Regions from separate parts of the Homo sapiens genome. Here region 2 is linked to region 1. Evidence: chromatin contacts called from ENCODE Hi-C or POLR2A ChIA-PET data. All regions are on one chromosome and are shown on one strand. The core of a region is the stretch at or near the end of the contact, and the rest is flanking DNA. Distances in the headings are between cores, read along the strand shown. Region 1 holds the start of PHIP (PHIP subunit of CUL4-Ring ligase complex). Region 2 overlaps BCKDHB (branched chain keto acid dehydrogenase E1 subunit beta).

What was found. A loop is a pair of places that touch in the nucleus more often than their neighbours do. ChIA-PET counts read pairs that join two places held with the same protein, here RNA polymerase II (POLR2A). Pooled maps may share reads with other maps.
Region 2: a pooled map shows a loop between it and region 1 (9-fold over the local background). The contact joins the enhancer-like site here to the promoter of PHIP in region 1. A Hi-C loop is called at or near these places in 1 of 37 single-sample maps with no recorded cell type and 5 of 50 pooled maps. POLR2A ChIA-PET finds 5 or more read pairs at or near these places in 2 of 52 experiments (both activated T-cell).

What each region holds. Positions count from the first base shown.
Region 1 is chr6:79,076,641-79,079,652 of GRCh38, reverse strand. It overlaps PHIP (PHIP subunit of CUL4-Ring ligase complex), which reads left to right and starts at 1,399. Exons shown (of 40, transcript NM_017934.7): 1 at 1,399-1,624; 2 at 1,740-1,798; 3 at 1,924-1,953; 4 at 2,146-2,205. The coding sequence starts at 1,585. It overlaps LOC124901346 (a long non-coding RNA gene), which reads right to left. Exons shown (of 2, transcript XR_007059652.1): 2 at 2,387-3,012. RefSeq lists an enhancer at 972-1,021 and silencers at 1,142-1,381, 1,512-1,681, 2,181-2,680.
Region 2 is chr6:80,162,644-80,165,655 of GRCh38, reverse strand. The region is part of intron 3 of BCKDHB (branched chain keto acid dehydrogenase E1 subunit beta); the gene reads right to left. Among named protein-coding and RNA genes, the nearest start is that of BCKDHB, 57 kb to the right of the region's middle. Within about 2 kb of position 1,600, at least 6 of the 41 ENCODE cell types and tissues checked have a DNase peak (open chromatin) inside an H3K27ac peak, as active enhancers do.

The DNA.
Region 1 (3,012 bases), core at 150-2,649:
AAATATCATTTGGTGTCCTTGTTTTCTAACAAATGGCTTTTTCTATTGTTTCCATTAATTTCACCCATATTCGTTTTTTTAAAAACAAGGCCCTTATCCTCATCAGCAAAACACAGATGTATGATTTAGCATATAAAATCGGTAATTACATACTAATTTACGAAAGATTTTTTTTTCTCCTTTTCGTCAGTTTTCAAGAAGTCTTCCCGTGATTAACTGTAAACAGGAATGGTTTACATCTCAAATTAGAAGCCATTAATTAGCATGACGAAGTCAACTGCAAGATACACAGATTATTTAAATTATTTAATCACTATTCACCTTGGCTAAACTGTAGTATACTCTTTCAATATCCTTAGGCAGGTTATCGATCTGTCACTAAATTACCTCCAGATCAGTTAGACATGAATATTAGCGTCCTTTCCTTTCCCTCAGGTTTACATTCTCCCTTCTCGTAAACACTTAAAAAAGCTTTAAGGTTCTTTAATTCCAAATACCTAATTAGCCATCACTAGCCTTTTTGTAATAAGGAAAAAGAGTATCTGAAGTACAAATCAAGAGTTCGCTTTGCCCGTTTAACAATAAAAAACATTTAAAAAACGTACGCCAAAGGCAATGGCAGTAATAAAAGAAATATGCAGAGGTGGCTTCAGCAAATAACGGGTTTGCAAAACGCAAGTGCTTAACAAAAAGCAGCCCAAACCTCTATTGCAATATACAGCACTCCAATAAATTACACAACACTTGCATAGGCTGCAGAAATAACGCAGGACAAGACTTACACAGATGCCAATCCGCAGCATTTATACACATGCACATGGCAAGAGACAGAAACCAAACACTATCATTCAACTCGGGAAGGGTAGCGCGATCCCGAGCTTGCCCAGCGTGAGAGTGCTCTCTGCGTGTGTGTCTGTGTACGCGCGTGAGTGAGACCCATCCTTGGGGCATTTCCCCTCTCTGGGCAGTTTTGCTTCATTTGTTTCATATTTCTGCTACATAGAAACTAACTTCCATCTCAGCTCCAGCCAGCGCCGCTGAATAGAGCCTGTGCTGCGGCTCCGTGTGCGTCAGATCCCTCCGCGGAACCGTCCCCGGCCCCCTCCCTGCCACTATCGGCCTCCACAGAGAAAGCGCCTTCCAGCCAACCGGCGGCTTGGGCTCCGACATCTTCTCCGACTGGAAATAAATAAATAAATCGCACGCCCTGCGGGGAGGAGCGGGTGGGGGTCTCACTGTGCCGCGTGCGGAGCGCTGGGGACGAGGGGTCGGAGGCACTCCTTTTTTAGCGCCGGGGGGCGGGGGCGCGGGCCAGAGCCGGGGCCGAGCCCTGGGCCGCGAAGGCGGCGGACTCCTTTCTGCGGCGGAGGGATCCGCGGCGGAGGCGGCCACGGCCGTAGTCGCTGCCTGAGAGTTGTTGTTTCCTCCTCCTCCTCCTCCGCCTCCGCCGCCGTTGCTTGAATGGTGGAGCCGAAGCTCGGCTCGTGAACACACACTGACAGCTATAGGGCAGGCGGCGGCACCGTCCCCGCTTCCCCTCGGCGGCGGGGTGTCCCGTCGGCGGCCCTGAAGTGACCCATAAACATGTCTTGTGAGAGGAAAGGCCTCTCGGAGCTGCGATCGGGTAAGTCGGGGGGCTGCCGGGGCCGCTGGCACCGGGCGATTCCGCCCGCGGTCCCCCGCCCCCCGCCGCCCGACCGCTCAGCCTGTGTGTCTCCCCGTCCCTCTCTCCCGCGCAGAGCTCTACTTCCTCATCGCCCGGTTCCTGGAAGATGGACCCTGTCAGCAGGCGGCTCAGGTACGGCGGCGCGCGGCGCGGGCCGGGCCGGCGCTCGCCGCTCGCGGGCGTGGGGGAGGGAGGCGGCGGCGGCGGGGCCGCGGCCCGGGGCGCGGGGCTCAGCTCTCCCCGCTTTGTTGTTGCAGGTGCTGATCCGCGAGGTGGCCGAGAAGGAGGTAAGGGCGGCGGCGGCCCGGCGCGTCCCGCCGCCGCGCGGCCGCCTCTGGGCCGCTGCGCCGCCGCTGCCGCCGCCGGCAGGGCGCGGGGCGCGGGGCTCGGGGTCCCCGCCGGGGCGCGGGGCGGGCGGGGGAGGGGAGCGGGCGGGTAGGGGCCGGGGGCCGGGCTCACGGGGTGTCCTCTCCCCGCAGCTGCTGCCCCGGCGCACCGACTGGACCGGGAAGGAGCATCCCAGGACCTACCAGAATCTGGTGAGACATTCACGTCGCAGAGCAAAGAAACTTTTCCCTGAGTCGAATAAAAATTGAATTTCCCGCAATTTTTTACAGAGACAAAAACTTGGCCCTAGAACGTGAAAGCTCCAAAGGCCATGGGGAGGGTTGGGAGGCCGGCGCGGGGTCTGCGGGGGCCAGTGGCCGGGGGTACTCGTACTTCGGGGCCGCAGGGGCTGCGGACAATTTATTTGTGATATTTTGTTAATGTGCTAGAAATAAAGATACGTCATGAGTGTTGTGCAGTGCAAGGCCGGAGGAGGAGGGGCCGGCGCGCGCGTCCGTGCGGGCGCGGGGGCGCGCGAGAGTCGGCGGCGGCGGGAGCGGCGCGAAGAGGGAGAGCGCGCTCGCTCGTTCGCTTGCTCGCTCTGCACGCGCGGCCGGCTCGGCTTTCTCCTGCCCTACACAATAGCTGGTGACTAACTGCTCCGAAGTGGCATTAGCATTTCACAAGCAGGCTATCCAGCCGCTGCGGTACCGTGGCAAGACATTATTTTTTCCCCCTCTGTCGTTTATTTTGTTTTCCTTAAATTCAGTCCTGGGTTTTTTGTTGGAAGGATTCTGATGTGTGATGATAGTTGGTCAGTGCTTCGTCTTGCATTTACTAAAACACATCTTTGCAGAAGTGTAAAGCCTGTAATTCCCTAAAACCAGAAGTTTAGTAGGCTTTTTTTAATTCTTATGGTATGCCTCTCGTTTAATTAAAAATTATTATTGGAGTACACTGAAGAGTTTTGATTTTTGTCCACATATTTACTGTGGGATGGAACTTGGCCTATGAAAGTT
Region 2 (3,012 bases), core at 351-2,850, 1.1 Mb before region 1:
TCTCAGCTCATGCCAGAATTTCATTAGAAATTATAATTTCAGGATTCTGGGTGGACAAAGACAATAGCCACAGTCTGGCCATGTAACCAAATGTTTTGGGAGAAACCTGGTATTCATATTTCACTTCCATAATCCAAGGATACCAGTTCTTTTTCATATATAGAATTCACTTTTAGCTTAATCATTTCCTTTGAATATGAACGAAACATGGGGCAGGTGTTGGGAAATGCCGACCAGACACATCCTGTAGTTTGCCAGGCTATAAGCAGCTGCAAAAACTGAAAGCATGATTCATACTCATCATGATCTGTGACTATCTTCTGAAATTGTGACCTCTATTCCTCATCAATTCCCTATTTGACTGTGAGTAGCTTGATAATCTTTGAAAATCTATGATTCCAGTGAACCAAAAACTCAGTGGTAGAAAATGAACGTAAATTCCAGCTGTCTCCCATGGAATTCACAGCCCTGGAATACCTGAACCACCTTAACCAAACTAGCAGCATTCTTATTGATTCCTTGCTAGTTCATGGGATTTAGATATTTTTCATCTCGGTAAGAAATATAGCCTTGTTGCCAATAGAAAGCAGAAAAAAGTGAGTTTCTCAGAACTCTCTTACCCCAAAACATGTTTGATTTGAGGAAATAGTTTAACAAGTCTCTCTGACAAGTTTCTATGATGTAGCAAAAAGTGCTTCAACATGAACTGTTAAAAATCGGTTTCTATTTTCTCCCAGATACTGATTGAGGAGAAGAGCACAAATAAGACACACAATATTGATGACTTCCTCTATCTTATAATGCAATTCATCCAATGTAAAGTTCCTGTAGTACCCTGTAAGTGTCCTGATAGATGAAAAAATACATGAGTGACTGCACTATGAGCCAAGAAAGACCTGGGTTTAAGTGTTACCTCCACGGATTACTAAACACTCTAAGGCTCCATTTCTTATGTGTAATAGAAAAATTATAACACTGAAAAGACTATAATAATTCATACATTTATTCAACAAATGTTTTTAAACTACTTAATATTATACAGACACTTTCCTAACAGCAGCAAACAAAACGAAAACATTCCTCATGAATGTTTACATTCTAGTCACAAGAAATGCAATAAAAACAAAATAAATGAAGGAAATATTTAGTTTGTTAGATGATGAACCAGGGGAGTAGGTGATGGAGGGAGGGAAACTACTATGATTTTTAAGGACATTGGGAAGACCCCACTGAGAGGTGACAGTTAAGCAAAGGGTTTAAATAAATGAGGATGTGTACCATGCATATATCTGAGAGAATAAATATTCTGGGCAGAGCGACCATCAAGTACAAAAACCATGGGGTAAGAAAATGTTTAATATATCAGAGGAAGGGCAAGGAGTCCAGATTGCCTGGTCTAGAGTAAAAGAAAGAGTAGTAGGAGATAAAGTCAAGGAGTTACAGGATGGAATGGGTAGATGATCAAGCAGGGCCCTGGAGGACATTGTAAACCCTCTTTTACTGTGAGAGCGAGTCAGAGAGCAGGTGAGTGAGAAAAACAGGAAGTTCTTGAGTACGGTCATGCCATTCTCTGAGCTGCATTTCAACAGGATCCTTCTGACTCGTATTTGGTGAATAGCCTGTCAATAGCAAGGGTGGACACAGCAAGATTGATTATCTGCTACTGCAATAATCCCAGTAAGAGATAACAATGCATAATAGCAGAGAAGGTGGAGAAATGGTGTGAGACTCTGGATATACTCTAAAGATAGAGCTAAAAGGATTTGCTGATGAAATGGATGTGCAGTATGAGTCACAGCAATACTAAGGATGATTCAAAGTCTTTTGGCCTGGGTAACCTGAAGGACAGAGTTCCCAGTAACTGAGAAAGGGAAAACTGTGAAGAAGCATGTTGGGTGAGAGATCAGCAGCTCAGGTTTGGAGATGTTTACTTTGAGATGCCCTCAGATATTCAGGTAGAGCTATCAATTAGACTGTTGGATATAAGTTGGAAGTCTTCAGCATAAAGACAGCATTTAATAACAAGGGATGGGATAAGATTACCTAGTAAATTTAAATAGAGAGAAAAGAAGAGATCTAAGATTGTAGCCTGGATACTCCAATGTTAACAAGACAAGCAGGTGAGACATAAATCAGCCAAGTTGAGAAGGAAAACAAGCCAGAGTTTGGAGGAAAACCAGGAGGAGAATGTGTTGTCCCAAAAGGAAGTGTTTCCAAGAAAAGAGTGATTAACTTGTGTCTATACTGCTATTAAAAAGTGAGATGAGGACTGAGGATTTTATCATTGGTGACCTTAACATGACCGTTTCTGCAAAGTAGGAGAGAAGAGAAAAAAAAAAAAAAAGCTTAATTGCAGTGACTTCAAGTGAGAATAGAGAATAGAAGCAGAGAAATTGAAGACAATGAGTAGTGACAATTATATGGAGAAACGGTGCTATAAAAGAGAGAAGAAGCCAGGCGCTATGGCTCACACCTGTAATCCCACCACTTTCGGAGAATCACTTGAGCCCAGGAGTTCAAGACCCTACAGCAAAACCCCATCTCTACAAAAAATACAATAAAAACATTAGCCGGGTGTGGTGGCACGTGCCTGTAGTCCCAGCTACTCAGGAGGCTAAGGTGGGAGGATCATTTGAACCCAGGAGGTCAAGGCTGCAGTGAGCTGAGATGGCACCACTGCACTCCACCCTGGGCAACAGAGTGAAATTCTGTCTTAAAAAAAAAAGAGAGAGAGAGAAGAGAAGAGAAAGGGAGCAGTCACTAGAGGGGAATATGGGGTCAAGAGAGTTTTGGGTTTTTTTGTTTTGAGATGTAGTCTCGCTCTGTCACCCGGCTGGAATGCAGTGGCACAATCTCCACTCACTGCAACCTCTACCTCCTGGGTTCAAGTGATTCTCCTTCCTCAGCCTCCCGAGTAGCTGGGATTACAGGCGCCCACGACCACGCCCAGCTAATTTTTGTATTTTTCGTAGAGATGGGGTTTCACCATGTTGGCCAGGCTTGTCTCAAACT